Regions from separate parts of the Homo sapiens genome. Here region 2 is linked to region 1. Evidence: chromatin loops called from intact Hi-C (ENCODE). Cell type or tissue: endothelial cell of umbilical vein. All regions are shown on one strand. Links, peaks and the distances in the headings refer to the core of each region. The heading gives the core; the rest is flanking DNA.

Region 1 (8,924 bases), core at 630-8,629:
AGATCCCCAGCTTCCTGGTTTCTCTAAGAAGGTCAGAGCTGGAACCTCTTATGCCATTACACTTTCTCTCTTTAGGGATGTAGGATACTTAGTATCTCCTAACATACACCACTTCCCAATTTTCCAATGTCTTGGCCTTAGGAAAAAAAAATGTCGTCCATGTAAAACCTCATTCACACCTGCCACTGGACTGAAAGTTCCCTAAGGCCAAAGGCCATTCCTCTTTGGCTTTCAGTAGTATGCCCTGGCATTTTCTGCAAACTTACCACTTGATGGGTGCTAAAATATGTTTTAAACTGAGTATTGCACCCAACGGATGAAAATTTTCTAAAAGTGCTTCTATCAAGAATTAGGAAACCAAAGTATAGAAATAAATGAAGCTGATAAGCATAAGTTTGTGATGCTAAATAAAATTACACTGAAGTCCTAGCCACAGATTGGCAAGGACAGTTTTGTGGGGGCAGCCCCACATGCCATAGCCCTCTGCAGGGAGCCATAACTTAACATCCCCAGGTTTAAATTTTAAATTATATACCCAGCCCCTTGTTTTGTCCATTACCAGTTGAGAAGTGAGGTAATTCATTCTCCTTTCTACTGCTTCTGCCCATGGTGAGAACAGAACTTCCATATACATCTTCTCTGCCCAGCTGGAGGGGGCTGATGGAGGACACAGCTTCTGTCATCCAGCGCCTCCCCTGGGAGTCTCTTTACTGATTGGTCTTCATTTGATCTACATTAGGTCACATTTACTGATGGATGGAATAAACTGCTTTAACAGAATCATGGTCTCCAAGTTTCACTTCACCTTCTGTCCTCAGGTGTGGCAGGTGCCCTGGCCAGAGCCTGCTATTCTCTCCGGCTTCCTGTTTCTTTGTGTCTTTTATCTACTGTTCTGAAAAAGTGAATGGAGTCGGGGAGATGGGAATTTAAAGTAAGAGGCCCGGCTGGGCATGGTGGCTCATGCGTGTAATCCCAGCACTTTGGAAGGCTGAGGTGGGCAGATCACCTGAGGTCAGGAGTTTGAGACCAGCTTGGCCAACATGGTGAAACTCCGTCTCTACTAAAAATACAAAAATTAGCCAGGTGTAGTGGCACACATCTGTAATCCCAGCTACTTGGGAGGCTGAGGCATGAGAATTGCTTGAACCTGGGAGGCAGAGGTTGCAGTGAGCCGAGATCATGCCATTGCACTCCAGCCTGGGGGATAGAGTGAAACTGTCAAATAAATAAATAAATAAATAAATAAAGTAAGTAAGTAAGTAAGTGGTCCCTCTTTGCTCTCCAACACAAGATGGAAGTCTGTATATTGGGCCTTAAAGGGAGATTACATTTATTATGTTTATTAAGGGGTACATTTTTTTCTCATTTGCCTGCTAGTTTTTGGTAGGCCATAACCCTGCAGAGAAGGTTTCAGTGATACATCTTACCTTCTAGGTAAGAGGAGGTTTGGATCTCTTCCTAATCAGTAGATTCTATGGACTGCTCGAGTGGCTAAAGTGTCTCTTTGGGTTAGAAGAAGAAATTGTTGTGCTTCAATAGTGTATACTGTCCTACACAAGCAATATTTCACTTGTTGGAAAATGAATCTTTTTTCTTTATTAAATGATCCACCCTATTTTTATAATTTCAGCTACTTCCAGTAATCTCTAATTCCTGTTATTTCATCTATTTAATAGGAGCGAATGCTACTTTTCCATGGTTCCTGGTAAATTTAGCTGTAGCTAAATTAGTAAAATAAATGAGAAAAATTATTAAAACAAAATTGTTTCCTAAAAACAAAGTTTAATGGTTATAATTACTAATTTAAAAAATATACTTACTGGGGCACTAAATACATTTTTGTAATTCATTTCACAAGGAGGAAAGACATATGTGATGTTTACCACCCTGGGAAAATGCAAAAGTGGACAGACTGGTCAGCCCCTCATATATTTTCATTCATTAGTAGTCATTACTCGGATGAAGGTGCTTTGCATACTACACTGTTTTATCAGATCCTTTTAAAACTCTTTTTGGGTACGATACTAGTTTCCTGTGACTACTGTATAAATTACCACAAACTAGGGGATTTAAAACAACAGAAATTTATTCTCTCCCAGTTCTGGAGGCAAGTCCCAAATCAAGGTGCTGGCAGGATCACATTCCCTCTAGGAGAATCCTTCTTTGCTTCCTCCATCTTCAGGTGACTGTTGTCAGTTTTTTTTTTAATTATTTCTAATTTTTTAAATTTATGAATAAAAGTTGTATATGTTTATCATGTACAACATAATGTTTTGAAATATGTATACACTATGGGATGGCAAAATCTAGCTAATTAACATATGTATTATCCCACATTTACCAATTTTTTGGGGTGTGAGCACTTAATATCTATTCTCTCAGCAATTATCAAGAATATACTACATTGTTGTTAAGTATAATCACCATCTTTTACAATGTCTTCTGAACTTATTCCTCCTACCTAACTGAAATTTCATATCCTTTGACCAACATCTCCCCAGCCCACCTCCATCAGTGACCACCATTCTATTCTGTGCCTCTATGAGTTCAACTTTGTTAGATTCCACATAGGAGATCATGCGGTATTTGTCTGTGTGTGGCTTATTTCACTTAACATAATGTCCTCCAGGTTCATACATGTTTTCACAAATGACAGGATTTCCTCATTTTTAAGGCTGAATAGTATTCCACTGTGTGTGTGTGTGTGTGTGTGTGTGTGTGTGTGTGTGTGTGTGTGTGTGTGTGTGTTTTCTTTATCCTTGCATTTATTGATGGACACTTAGGTTGATTCCATATTATGGGAATACAGATATCTCTTCAGTATGCTGACTTCATTTCCTTTGGATATATACCCAAGAGTGGGATTGTCGGATCATATGGTAGTTCTATTTCTAATTTTTTAAGGAACCTCCACAGTTTTCCATAATGGTTGTACTAGTTTACATTCCCACTAGCAGTACGCTAAGGGTTTCCTTTTCCTCACATCCTCACCAACACTTGTGATCATTTTGGCATTCCTTGCAGTTGCACCACTCCAGTCTCTGCCTCCTTGGTCAGCTTGTCTCTTCCTCTTAGTCTGTCTGTGTCCTCTCCTCTTTTGTTTCTTATAAGGACATTCGTCATTGGATTTAGGGTCTACCTGAGTATAATCTAGGATGATCCCATCTCAAGATTTTAAACTTAATTACATCTGCAAAGACCCTTTTCCCAAATAGGTTACATTCATATGGTCTGGGTATTGGGATATGGACACATCTCTTTGGGGGGCCACCATTCCACCCATATAGGTACATATTCTTTTTTGTTGTGTTTTGAAGACAAAAGCATAGATTTATTGAAGCAAAAATACACTCCACAGTGTGGGAGTGGGCTCAAGCAAGTGGCTCAAGAGCGGTACATATTCTTATTTTCCCAATTTTATAGAGATACATTGAGTAAGCAGTGAAGCTGGCACTGGCCAGGCATTATGACTAGGAGCTGCGCATCTCCACCACCACACTGTGATGGCATGCTAATTTATTCTGATTTGTAGAGGGTCTGTTTTGAGGCATTCTCTGTATGAAATCTAGTCCTTTATTTAATTAAGGATGAATTCACTCACTCTGCTGCCCAGGCTGGAGTGCAGTGGCATAATCTCAGCTCACTACAACCTCCGCCTCTCAGGCTCAAGTGATTCTCATGCCTCAGCCTCCCGAGTAGCTGGAATTACAGGCATGTACCACCATGCCCGGCTAATATCTTGTCAGCTTTTGCTACTGCTTAGGTAACCTCTGTTTTGGGAAGTATGTGCATGAGATTTATTGATGAATCTCTTGATGCAAAGATTAGCAATACCTTGCCATGGTTAAATCCAGCAGAAGAAAAGGCTACTTTGGCAACAGCATAGGCTTGTTTTTCTGGTTAATGAGACCAATCAGAAATATCAGAGTTCAAACCTGACTTCATCACTTACTGGCTATGAGGAAGTTACTTCAACTCTATAGGTTTATTTACTCATAAGTTAGGAATTCCTATTTTGTAGTTAGTTTACTTTAAAAAGTTAAGCCTCAATTTGATAGTTTGCCTAAATTAAGCATATAAATATTTTTAAAAATATAGTTCGAATGTCTGTGATTTTCTTCAGGCTTATTTATAACTCTAATGTAGCAATAAAACTCTTGAAACCATTTTTTACATCACAAATGATGGAGCCTGCTCCTTTAAATTTTTACAACTCTAATATGTCAGCATCTTTTGTTAACCATGTACTCATATAATATCTTTTTAGAAGCCCAAATAATATTTGCTTTGCCTATTTGTGGTATCTCTCTCAACACACAGTGGTTTCATTGTTTGTGTATGTTTTTCCGGGGGAAAAAAGGATCATTTCTCTTACTCAGTGCCTGACACACATACCAAAAATGGAAAAATTATGAGAAAGAATGTTGCTCAGATCACAACATCAGATTATTGTACTTTTGGCATTTTGTGGCTGATAGCCCCTTCCTAAGAAGATATTCTTAAGGTTGGAGGTCACTGTTTCTTCTTAAGAGCACTGTATTCCAATTTTGAATAATATTTCCTAGACAGGAAGCACGATCATCTTTCATTTTTATAGTCATTTTTTAGTAGATGATTGTTGAGATGGCTGGGTGCTGAATAAAACAAACTGCCCTAGTCTAGTTGTTCTCTTATTGTTGTGTGCATTTCACACTTGTGTAAGCCTATTTGTTAAGGTCATGGTAGTTAGATGTATTTTTCATCTAATTTCTTATGGCCTGATATTTTTTCCCAATATTGTTTTTTCTTGTCCTGTTAAATCATTGACAACTGAGCAGCCTTCAAAAGTATATTTTTATAAAAGTGTTTTTTGAAATATGTCTTATTTCATGACATTTTGTAACAACTCCTAGACTATTGTCTATTCTATTTGTCTTAAGTGGAGCTATTGATTATATAATGCAAAAAGCTGTGAGGTTGTAACTCAGTTCAGTAGTATTTATAAATATTTGTTTTCCACTTTTGTGCATATTATACAAATGATGGATATAAAATTTGTTTTGACCATTTATGATGCTTGCTTTGGGAAGAGGATATCCTCATAGAACTGAACGTTATGATGGATTTTTAAAATATTCTGACCCAAATGATATTGCATTGTCAGTACTGTCCCTGGTTATTAATTTCTCCTGGAGTAGAAAATGCTTTGTTCCTTACTATATCCCATTTAAACCTTACCGCCTACCTTACCCCACCCGGCCCCACACATCTATATACACACAACCTCACTTCTCTTCCAAGCGGAATAGTTGCTCATTGGAAGTAACAGTATAAAAAAGAAGGTAAACTTATCTAGAGAAGCATATTAAGTAGTTTTTTTCTCCTCTTCACATTCACTTCTTAAATTGTTATCAAACAAAAGCTATTAGGAAATCTTTGGAATTTATTATTTTCAAGAAGTTCCAAACAGATTCTTTTTCCTAATACTCTTTAGGGAAATATTTTAATGTGGCTTAATTATCTATCTAATATTAAATACAAATTAAATTTGCTATCATCAATAGAAGATATTTTTATTCATAGGAGTTCTTGATTTTCACAATACCTCTTCTATAGCTTGAAGTATTTTTTAAAATATAAAGCTAAATCTACGGTAAGTGGTGCAAAAACACCAGGGATATTAAATTTTTTAACGTTAGTGTTATATATATTACTTAAAATTTTTACTTAATATGTTCAACCCTAGCACTCCTTCTGACATTAGGCCCCCCCCACCTTTTTCAACCTGAATATTCAAGGGATTTAAGGTATTTGAAATTGCATGTGAATTATTTTGTGGTTATATTAATTAACATTGTAACATCTAGGTTTTACACTTAACTGTTAATGATCTTAGGGCTTAAGGAAAAAAAAATATATATCTAAAGTTAGTGGTAAAACTTCAGTTATCCCAGAAACCCCAGAACATGGTTAATTCTGAATAACTGAATTTGCTAGGTAAATTGACATCAAATACCTCAATTTAAAAAAATGCTTACTATAACATTTTCATAAAAGTTTTCCAAAAATTATTTACCTGTGTATTAGTTTCCTATTGCTGCTGTAACAAATTACCAACTTAGTGGCCAAACTGCACCCCCAACCCCCCAAATTTATTATTTTACAGTTTTGGAGGTTACAGGTCTGAAATGGGCTTCACTAGGCTAAAATTAACGGGTCGACCTTCCTTTCTGAAGATTCTTGGGGAGAATCATTTCTCTTGCGATTTCCAGTTTCTGGAGACTACCTGCATTCCTTGACTTGCATTGTTTTTGTCTTCAAAGGCAACAGTGACTAAGGGGTCTGTCTCACATCATATCATCCTAACAGTGACTCTTCTTTCTCCCTCTTCCACATTTGAGGGCCCTTGTGATTACAGTAGGCCCACTGGATAATCTAGGATAATCTTCCTATTTTAAGATCATCTAATTAGCAGCCTTAATTCCATCTGGTACCCTAAATTCCCTTCTGCATGTTAATGTAACATATTCATAGGTTCTGGGGATTAGGACAGGGACATCTTTGGGAAGCCATTATTCTGTCTAACACATTTTGTCTTCTGAAAGGGTAAATTATGTATACTGAACTGACTGTAACAATGTAGATTATGTGAGATAGGAGATCTGACTGATGCATTTTATTACCACCTGTTTGCCAGAATTATATTCAGACTCCTTTCTAGACTTCTTCTCATGTTGGTTGGTTGGTCTTGTAGTTTCCTAGTACTTTATGCAGGTGACTGCACTCCTACATTGTGGACATTTTCTATACCAGAGTCATTCAGGACTACTGTTGAGAAAATGTCAGTGTTTGCCATCTCTTCTCACTCCTGGTAAGTACAGTCCTATTAAGTAATCTTTTGGTTGTTTACTTTTTACCAAAAAAAGGCCTGTTCCCATCCTTATCTATCATCAAGTCTCTCACCATTATCGTAGTTGATATGTCTTAACATCTAGTCATTGAGGGTGCTTTTATGACACTTTTAATTTTACCCTGATTTTCTTGATGCCAACTGTACTCTGTTCTTTCACACTTTTTTGTGTGTGCTCGAGCACTTTTGTTTTCTTAATAAAGAAATGGAAGTTTGAGTAACTTACACAAGGTTACTCATCAATAACTGATTCAGGATTTGAACCCAGGCTACTTAATTCAGAAGAGCCCATACCTACCACTCAAATGGATTGCCATCCAACATTCATTCCAAACTCTAAGCCTTTACTTTTGAAATCCATTTGTCCTGACATTTTTATAAAGAAGTCTTTAAGACTAGAAGGAAAAAATACTCTGAACATAAATTTATTTACTAGCAGGAAGATAGGAATTAGATGAAATACTTTCATTTTGCTTCACCCTCTTAGAGGTCTACAACAGGAAATTGGAGAGATATTGCCGATGTTTTAGTAGATTCCATAGAAAGTTCATATACATCCAATTTTCAATTTAGAAAGAGGTAAGGAATTGGATTGTTTTCATGACATTTTTCTAAGGGAAGATAAGAGAGGAAATAAAGGGGTGAACCAAAAGACATCAGATATAAAGTGCCTGTTTACTCCCTCTGAGTGACTCACATTATTCTACTTTAAAAACATGTTAGGAATTCATCTAATCTTCTTTAGGGCACACCCACTTCCCTCTAAGCTTAGTATAGTTCACAGATAAATTGGTCTTTCTCAGCTCACCACTTCTGCTATGTAGTTACCTTGCCAGTGGTGATTTGATGTCCCGTGGCTGGCCATGCTCTTCCTCTTCTGTCTCAATTTCTTCCTTATATGTATAAATAAATACCTGACTCACAAGTGTTTTGCCTAACCCTGTGCTTTCCATTGCCTTGGCAATATTTCTTGAGTTGAAAAAGCCATCTAAGGTGCTAAGTTAAAAGAAAAAAAAAAGGCCTTATAAGGTACTCAGGATCTACACGAGGTTGTTAATTCATGTTTTGCTTTAATTGGTTACTCTGTTTCCTATTTCCTCGGTTTCCAATACTTGTTTGTAGAAAACATCAGTTTTGTGTGTATTTGCTCTTGGTCCTAAAGTTAAGGACACTATACGCAGAGTTAATTGACCTTCATTTGTGTGCCAGCATTCTGGGGTGACATAATGCCTGCAAGTGTCATATTCTTAATATGTGAGGGGGTTCTATATGGAGTACAGGGTTAGTTGCTAAATAACCTCTGTACCCCTTTTTCTCTGTCTCGATGTATGCATTCTCATTCTCCTGTAGATTGCCTATTTGTATGTATTCCTAGAAAAGGCCTTCGATAGGACGTCTGTAGGGTTATTCCCTTCTAAAGGGAATGGTTATACCCTCTGACCTATCAATTCCATTTCTATAAATTTATCCCATAGATATACTCACAAATGTGTAAAATGAAGTATATTTGAAGTAAATTATTAAAGCATTAAGAGCAAGCTAAATGTTCATCAGCAGGAAATGGAGTCAATATATCTTCGTCTGTCTGTATAATGGAACAATATGTATTATTATGAACAGTTTTTGAGCAAATAAAAATAAGCTGAAGTTTAAAAAGTTGAGTTAAAAAAGCAAGGTGTAAAACAGTGTGCGTAGTATCTGTGTACGTTTGTAGATACTGTACACACATGTTAGAGGGCAATTTGGATAAAGTATTCTGTGCTCAATTAACATATTTTCCCTTTGTCTTCCTGGCTCTACTGGCTTATTACCAGTAGCAGTTACTCGGGAGTTACCCAGCTACTCAGGAGGCTGAGGCAGGAGAATCGCTTGAACCCAGGAGGTGGAGGTTGCAGTGAGCTGAGATCGCGCCTGGGTGACAGAACAAGACTCCGTCTCAAGAAAAAAAAATGCTTATGTTCTGTATAAAATCTTCAATAAAATGACGATACCAGTACCTCATATTTGTATAATGATTTACAGAATAGAAAGCTTC
Region 2 (8,924 bases), core at 659-8,658, 60 kb before region 1:
TTTTTTTTTTTTTTTTGAGACAGAGTCTTGCTCTGTCGCTAGGCTGGAGTGCAGTGGTGCGATCTCAGCTCACTGCAACCTCCGCCTCCCTGGTTCAAGCGATGCCTCAGCCTCCTGAGTAGCTGGGATTACAGGCATGTGCCACCATGCCCAGCTAATTTTTGTATTTTTAGTAGAGATGGGGTTTCACCGTGTTGGCCAGGCTGATCTCGATCTCCTGACCTCGTGATCTGCCTGCCTCGCCTCCGAAAGTGCTGGGATTATAGGCATGAGCCACCGCTGCCAGCCATTATTCCAGTTGTTGTTTTGTTTTATTTTATTTCATTTTTTTTTTGAGACGGAGTCTCGTTCTGTCACCCAGGCTGGAGTGCAGTGGCGCGATCTCCGCTCACTTTAAGCTCTGCCTCCTGGGTTCACGCCATTCTTCTGCCTCAGTCTCCCGAGTAGCTGGGTCTACAGGCGCCCGCCACCACACCTGGCTAATTTTTTTGTATTTTTAGTAGAGATGGGGTTTCACCGTGTTAGCCAGGATGGTCTTGATCTCCTGACCTCGTTATCCACCCACCTTGGCCTCCGAAAGTGCTTGGATTACAGGTGTGAGCCACCGTGGCCCATTATTCCAGTTTTTAAAGCTTACTTATGCTTTGAGAAATCTTGGTCTTTTCTCCGTAATGCCTTGTCTGTGCTGGATTTCTTTAAATTTGGTACCAATTTACAGTAATATTCTAAATTTTATTTAAAGTGTTATATTTTCTACTTCCTTAATAGGGTACTTCTATTTTTAATCATCTGTGAAGTAGCCACTTCACAGATATTTTACCTCCCTTTTTTTTTTTAAATTACAGAGTCTAGCATATCATGTTGTGATTTGGGTTATTTATTTATTTTTTTTAAAGAGACAAGGTCTTGTTCTGTCACCCAGGCTAGAGTGCAGTGGTGCAATTATAGCTCACTGTGGCCTTGAACTCCTGGGGCTCAAGTGATCCTTCTGCCTCAGTGCCCAAAATGTTGGGATTACAGGTGTGAGCCACTGCACCCAGCCCAATTTTGGTTAAGTTTAAGACCTTTTGAGATTAACTAATAAATATCTCTGAGTTCAATATTGGTTTGTGCATCTCTGTTATTTGCTTTTTATGTGCAAGTGTGCAAAGAGCTGTCATCATTTTCGCTTTTTTATTTACTTTAGTTTTGGGAGAATGAAATGACTGTTGAGTAATGAATGTCTAATAATGAGTTTTGGACTTTGCCTTTTAAAATTAGTTACTGTAATTATATTAACCTGGTAATTGTGGTATGGATCATTGTCTAAATTTAGTAGATGGGCTGGGCATAGTGGCTCATTCCTCTAATTCCTTGCACTTTAGGAGGCCGAGGCAGGAGGGTTGCTTGAGTTTGAGACCAGCCTGAGCAACATAGTGAGACCCTGCTTCTACAAAAAATTAAAAAATTTGCTGAGCATGGTAGTGTGCACCTATAGTCCCAGCTACTCAGGAGGCTGAGGCAGGAGAATCACTTGGGCCCAGGGGGTCAAGGCTGCCCTGAGCCATGATCGTGCCACTGCACTCGAGCCTGGGTGACAGACCAAGACCCTGTCACTAAAATAAAATAAAATAAATACAGAAAAAAATGTACTAGACAGGGAAATGAACACCAAAATGTTAAGATTAAAAATTATTAACTCTTTTTTATTCCTTGGTGAATTTATTGACTTGTGTTGAGGATGTTGGAACTCTGAAAGTATCTAAATTAGAGAGGAAATCACTTTTATTTGCTTCTAAAGCATATATTATTATGACAGAATGGTTAACTTAGCCCTTTTAAAAAGTTGAGTTGTGTGGGAGGGTGAGTGAGGAGAGAGGATGTGTTTAAAAATGGCTTGTTTATCAGAAAAAGTAGCCCCTCAAAATTAGTTTCAAAATAAGAGACTTGTTTTTAATTTCCTTCTGATCATAATTTTAAATTTTGGTAAAATTAGTGTTAATTAAAAACATACTAAAACAAACTTAAAAATTTTAATGTGGAAATTTTCAGCATTATATAAATAATATAATAAACCCAATGTACCCATCACTGAGGTTCAAAAGTACATGGCCAGTTTTACTTTCCAACATAAGATACTCAGTGTTCTCATTTCCCTGATTGTCATTCATAAGTATATACATGTGTATGTTTATAATTATTTTTAAAAGTTTGTTTGAATCAGGACCCCAATAAGGTCCATACTTTTGGATGGTTTGTAAATTTCTTAAATCCATTTTAATCTATAAATTTCTCTTCTGTAGTACTTTATTTCTTGCAGTTTTATGTTAAAGAAACTTGGTCATTTGAATTAGATAAAATAATTTTCTGAGGGATAATTTTAATATGGAAAAATAGAGATGGTTCAACATCGTGTTTTACAGATTTGTCATTTGTTTATTCCGTTCGTGATTATTTCCATATCCCAGATATGTCATTTGCTTACTACTTTCATGATTATTACCCTGCTTTTAAAGTTAAAATTCATACTTGATTATCATTCTAATCTTCACATTTATGGAATCATGGATTTGATGTCTTTGTTATATTTATCTTAGTACAATTCTTCATTCATGTACCATCTAAAATAATCCTGACCACATATTAGGATACACTGATTTAATATTAATGTCTCCTCTTCTTTTTATTCCCTCCACTTACCTCTCGTGTTGAAATTCAATCAGTTACTCCAAGAGAGACACTTGAGACCTTAGATACGTTTCCTGCATGTCTCCAGAAACAAGGTACATTCTGTGCAAAGTATGGTTTTACTAGCACGCTGTTAGTGAAGTGTGTTACCAATCTGAGATCATGGTTCAGCCAACTCAGCATTTTTATCTTTCAGGTTCAGATTCCATTACATGTGACATATAATTTTACAGGGGAACAAATAAAAACAGGACCCGGCTTCTGGATTCCCATTGAAATAATATTTTTTGTTGATAAATGGAATTAAGTAATAGCTGAAAACATTTTTCTTTCTTTTTTAGGGAAAGTTAAATTTGAAGATGTTAAAATTAAGAAGAAAGTGAATTTCTAAGAAGTTTTAAAAAATTTGTGAGGAAGGCATTAAATTAAATAATTTGAAAATACGAACTTTGGAGGCAAATAGAATTATTAATTTACTTTGCGTGGATCACTATATATAACTATGTAACATATGGATTATCTTTGTTTATATGTCAGAATAAGTATACTGAAAATAACTTAAGAAAACTCTTTTACATGCATTCTTATTTGTATCTCATGTCACTCTGCAAGGAATTATCATTCTCATTTTACAAACTAGGAGACTGAGGGAAGCCCAGAGAAATCATGTAGTTTGTCCATAGGTACACAGCCAGTCAGAGGAGATATTAAGAACCATGTAGGGGTTTGTGTTATACTGTACTAAAAGGACACTGGGTTTGAAGTCGGATGTTCTGGACCTAGTGCTATTTACTGCCTTAGCTATATAAGCTTGGATAGTTTATTTCAGATCACTAGGCTTCTGTTATAGAAATGCTATCATAGAGAATAATAGAGTACCATGGGAGTTTTGAGGAGAGTAGTTACAATTGTTTGATATTATATACAGAACAAGACCATATTCCTAATATTTATCTTGACATGGGGAGCGTCTATGTTGGAGTAATTGGACAATAAGTTGTCATGGGTAGCTTTATTGAAACCTCATGTGACTAGTCACATGACTACATAAAAGAGAGTGTAGGTGGGTATGAGGGGACTTTCCTCCATCACGTGTGTTTCTGGTATTAAGAGGAGAGGTGTTGGGAAGGAAAGGAGGGGAAGGGGGAAAGAGAAACTAATGTCTTGAGAACAGAGTCACAAGTCAAATACATGTGTAATGGATATCTGTTACTTCTTGATAGACACTAATGGCAATCATCTGTATAAGAACAGAAGAAAGTACAGATCTCTACTTTTGTCTGTTTGGCTCTTGCCAAATTCTTCTATCCTGTTCACCAATCCCTTCTAGTTTCCAAGTTCATTTCTCTTAACACTTTCACCATTTACTCGTGTTAGCACCGTAGGATTCTGACTACAGTATGTCTCCCTTTGATTACATATTATTATTGTGCTACAGCTATGTCATCAAGCAATATGATTAGTCTATAAATGAAAGTATTTCACACACTGCATGGCCAATGTAATATATATGTAGTTAAGAAATTATGTGAAGTGAGTGAACCGCATGGAGTTCTGTTTAGTTCATAAACCTTATCCATAAGAAATATTATTGGCTGGGTGCGGTGGCTTATGCCTGTAATGCCAGCATTTGGGAGGCCAAGGCAGGCGGATCACAAGGTCAGGAGTTCAAGACCAGCCTGGCCAATATGGTGAAACCCTGTCTCTACTAAAAATACAAAAAAAAAAACCCCAAAAACCACTAGCCGGGCGTGGTGGCATGTGCCTGTAATCCCAGCTACTCAGGAGGCTGAGTCAGAAGAATCGCTTGAACCTGGAAGGCGGAAGTTGCAGCGAGCCAATATTGCGCCACTGCACTCCAGCCTAGGTGACAGAGTGAGACTCCGTCTCAAAAAAAAAAAAAAAAAGAAAAAGAAATATTATCTCTGATGGCTCTTTTACCTTTTAAAAAACATGAAATCATGTGACATCGGTGTGGTGAAAGGTCAGTCAATTACGAATTGGGACTCAGGATGAAGAGGAGGTCTCAAAGGCCCCCCTCACGATCAGGAAGGCGGAACTGGGGACTCAGTGCATTTCTTTGAGATTCCTTAGATGAATCCTATACATCTAAGTTCTGCCACCAGGATATTAGTTAAAATTCTTATGTTCCAACCACTCAGTACAGACCTGTAGCTTATCGTCTGTGAACATCTAACTTAGTATTAGCATTTCTTTCCTCAAAATAGTGTACACATTTTTTTTTGTTGTTATTTGGAGATATAACCAAATAATAAAGGATACTATTAAAAATCCTTTAGCTTTTGGTAAGTTAGGCAAGGTTTTATATGTAGCCTCTACATAAACATTCTCTTATTTATAGGGTTAAGTTTCAGGAGATAAGAGAAAGATCTTTTGTGAGTAGGATACATTGAAATATTAGACTGTAAGTGAGCTCTGTAGACCAAAATGCTGAAATAGCTTTTCTCATAAGAAAGTTTTGTGTGACAAACACTGCAATTTGCCTATCAGATACTTTTCATCCCCTTTTTTCTTACTAGAAGTACTGTACTTTTTTGAGGGTGGCAGTGTGCCAGCCTAGGAGATTTGCCTTTGTAGACTCCTTGCAGTGCGGTCTAAGTGGTATTTACTAAGGAGTATTTCTATTTCCCTGAGTCAAGTGTTCTTCCATTCCCTTTTGATTTCCTTCTTCCTTTCTGGGAAGTGAACACGATGCTTGGAATTTCTTGCTACCATATGTGAAAATAAAAAAACAGATTAGGCCAGGTGCAATGGCTCATGCCTGCAATCCCAGCACTTTGGGAGGCCAGTTCAGGAGAGTTGCTTGGGGCCAGGAATTTGAGACCAGCCTGGTCAACAGAGCAAGACCCTGTCTCTACAAAAAAGTTAAAAAATTAGCCAGGTGTGGTGACTTATGCCTGTAGTTCCAGCTGCTTTTGAGGCTGAGGCAGGAGGATCACTTGAGCCCAGGAGTTCAAGGCTGCAGTGAGCTATAATCATGCCACTGCACTCCAGCCTGGGCAACAGAGTAAGACCCTGTCTCTTAAAAAATTAAAATAAAATAAAAAGTAGATAAAATCTATGTACATGGGTGGCTGAATAGAAGGAAGGGAGTCTGTGACAATGATGTCATTGGGGAGATGCCCTGGGCTGGTTTCTTTTATTTATACTTCTCTTAACTTGAAGAAAATAACAACTATTCTTTTTTGGGTTTTTTGCTATGGGCAGCTGAATGTAACCCTAATTTTGCTGCCTAAAAATATTTTGTTACATTATCTCATATCACAACCTTGTTATTAAAAGGTATCAGTGCTGCCCCTCTGCTGCCTATATAGATTTTGTCAGTAGACTTGACCAGTGAAGAACTTGACCAGCTGGAATAAAGAAGTTATGAGAAAAAAGCATAATTTCAATGTAATTTGAGTGTAAGATATCATCAAGAATCAAATGATTCAAGACCTCTGTCCTCCTGAGCAGTAAGTTGAAGAAAACCTGGCATCCAGATATGTTCTTCAATTTACAATTAGGTTTCTGTGTATAGTTAGCAGCTTTCACACCTCTTGCAGCCTGGCCATTCCTTAAGAGGTGAAAGGCATTGAGAAAAATGGCATATTATATACATCCGAAAAGTCGCTGTGTTTCTCCTTGACAGTGTCAGCCTGCCTGTACTCCCTGTAAAATATTCATTAGGAATGGAGACTTCATGGTGCTTACTGGTGACATGTTACAAGTGTTCAGGAATTGCTTTCTTGACTTTGTGTAGCACAGAATCATTCCTACGGTGGTGGTGAGAGTATTCAGGCATTTGTGTGCTTGTGGATAGGCCATTTGTGTTTCTTAAGAAACTTGAAAGGGTGTATAGGAGTCTCTGGAACAGCGTTGCTTGGTTTACCTGTATCGGAGTTACCTGCATATCTTAGTAAAAACACAGATTCTTGTGCCTTATTCAAGATTTACCTAATTAGTATATTAGGACTAGGGAGTGGGTCTTAAGAAGCAGTACTCGTGATTTAAGGACACAAATGTTTGAGAAATACTGTTTTTGAGCCTTCCTAGATTCCCCCACCTTCCCACACAAGTTCTTTAAGTTGTGTGTTTGTGTTAATATTATGGTGCTGAATTAACCCATTCCTTTTGGTGAATGCATCTTTCACTACAGGCATTTGTTGTTGACACTGATGCAGTCCAGCTTGCTGAATGGCGGTTCTGCATGTGAAATCAACATTTAGATTGATTTTACACGAGTGTTTAATGTTTGTGGAAAGTACTTTTCTTGGATTAGTTAATATTCTTGAATTGAAATGATCTGTTTTTTAATGAATAGCCAAAGAGCTGCTGTTCCTTTAATGGTGCTTATATGACTTACAAAATTCATTTTCAAGTTTCCTAGCAATTTTTATTACTTCCATTTTATTGGGAAAATCTTTTTTTCTCCTTTCATAGGTGTTAACTTTTTAGTCACACTTTCCTAAAGCTCTTTATAAATGGAAAAATAATTTTTTTAAAGTAAACCATGATATTCTTAAAATAACTTGCTTCTACTTTGAATAGATTAAAAACAATGAGTGTCACTTCTAAACCATACCTTTGTGTTTAAATGCATACCGTAAGTAGCCATGGAACAAACATCTTTTGTTATTTTTGATACAAAAATTTCACTTCTAAGTAAAAGACATAAGAAAACACATATCCATAAAAACCTGATTCTGTACCTATTTAAAATAGAACACTTACACATTTTAAAGTGTTTCTACTTTTCGAGTCAGATCTTCAGCAATGCCAGTTGCAGTTTAGCCTGAAGGTGTTTTTGAGGGTTCCTGGTTGAGCATGTGTTTTACATTCCCCCTCTCCACCCTCTTTGTTTATTGGACTGTTTTAGTCATCATAAAGTGCTTCAATCTTTACTAAAGCAAATGCCGTAAAGGATCTGCCTTACAGGCAATTATTTCTCCATGAGTAAGGTGAGGTAGCAGTACTACGGAAGTGAAGTCAGCTGGGAGTACAGCTCATCTCCTTGTATGGAAAGTAATTTTGCAGGAAGAATTACTTTGTACGCCACCCATTAACAGTTAGGCATTCCAGAAGATGCTCCTTTTGGAATGGTCATAAAGGTGTGTTTTCTTCTTTTGATGAACTATAAGTAGCCCTGGAAGATTTGGCACTCCTTCATTCTTGCGTAGTATATGGGCCGTCTTTAATAGTATATTGTCTATTTTTAATCATGGAGGAATAGAATGGCTAATTGAGACAAGTAGCTGTGTTAGCAGCTGTGAACCGGGCCTATCTATGTCAGTCTGGAATACTTTGTCCCTGGTTCTGGAACTTTACAGGGTGTGGGAATGCTTGATGAATTATCTTAGGTTACACAACATGCAGTTCTTTGGAATGCATATACATGTATATTATACATACTTTGGATAGACACTTGTATTTGAATACTGAGTAGTATATAAATGATGAAGTCATTTTAGAGTTTGACTGTCAGGCAGTTAACATTTGTTGCTTTGTGGTTTTGTCATAATATGATCCTTACTAATTAGGTGCAGAATATTCAGAATATTGAGTAGTATCTGGTTACATCTCTTTTATGACATATATATAAATATAAAAATATTTATCTAAAACTTAAGGTTTAATGATATTTATACAATATTAAAACAGTATAGGAATATACAAAAATACAAGGCCTGGCACAGTGGCTCACACCTATAATCCCAGCATTTTGGAAGGCCAAAGTGGAAGAATTGCTTGAGCCCAGGAGTTCAAGACCAGCCTGGGCAACATAGGGAAGGCCCCATCTCTACAAAATTTAAAAAATAAAATAAAATAAAATTTCCTCAGCCTCTTCCAGCCTTCCTGCTTCCCATATGTAATCTTTCCAGCACTTTTGTCTTCATTTGGTTGCTCTAATATGCTCCAACTTCCCCCACAAATACATGTTGTTCTGCAGCTTTCTTTTTTTTCTTTAATATATATCATGGGTATGTGTCCAGGTCAGTACGTATAGACATTTATCATATTGATGTAACATATTTATGCATCAGAATTTCTACTGATATTGTAATTATTTTTTATATCCAGAAATTTTTAAATGAATGTTTTTGTGGGTTTTTTTTTGCCTAATATATATTTTTATGTGGCTATAAATAAAAAATCAAATATGAACTGTGGGGGGTATAATCTTATTGAGTGTAATAATTTGTATGCAAATTTTAGTTAAAATTAATAAACAATTTCAAAATAATGTAAACATTTTT

The links. Hi-C counts contacts between places; a loop is a spot of excess contacts. Peaks named below come from ENCODE experiments on the same cell type or tissue, not always from the same donor. Only the 100,000 strongest peaks of a DNase experiment are listed, where the experiment ranks them.
Region 2: a loop joins it to region 1, with 5 times the contacts of the local background. A loop is called at or near these places in 7 of 110 quality-filtered maps.

The regions. Positions count from the first base shown.
Region 1 is chr4:94,541,088-94,550,011 of GRCh38, forward strand. All of the region lies in intron 3 of PDLIM5 (PDZ and LIM domain 5), which reads left to right. Among named protein-coding and RNA genes, the nearest start is that of PDLIM5, 94 kb to the left of the region's middle. In endothelial cell of umbilical vein, for the core only: no CTCF peak of the experiment used is centred there; DNase peaks (open chromatin) are centred at 3,994, 4,424 and 7,724; H3K27ac peaks cover 6,552 bases.
Region 2 is chr4:94,481,293-94,490,216 of GRCh38, forward strand. All of the region lies in intron 2 of PDLIM5 (PDZ and LIM domain 5), which reads left to right. Among named protein-coding and RNA genes, the nearest start is that of PDLIM5, 34 kb to the left of the region's middle. In endothelial cell of umbilical vein, for the core only: no CTCF peak of the experiment used is centred there; a DNase peak (open chromatin) is centred at 5,299; H3K27ac peaks cover 2,510 bases.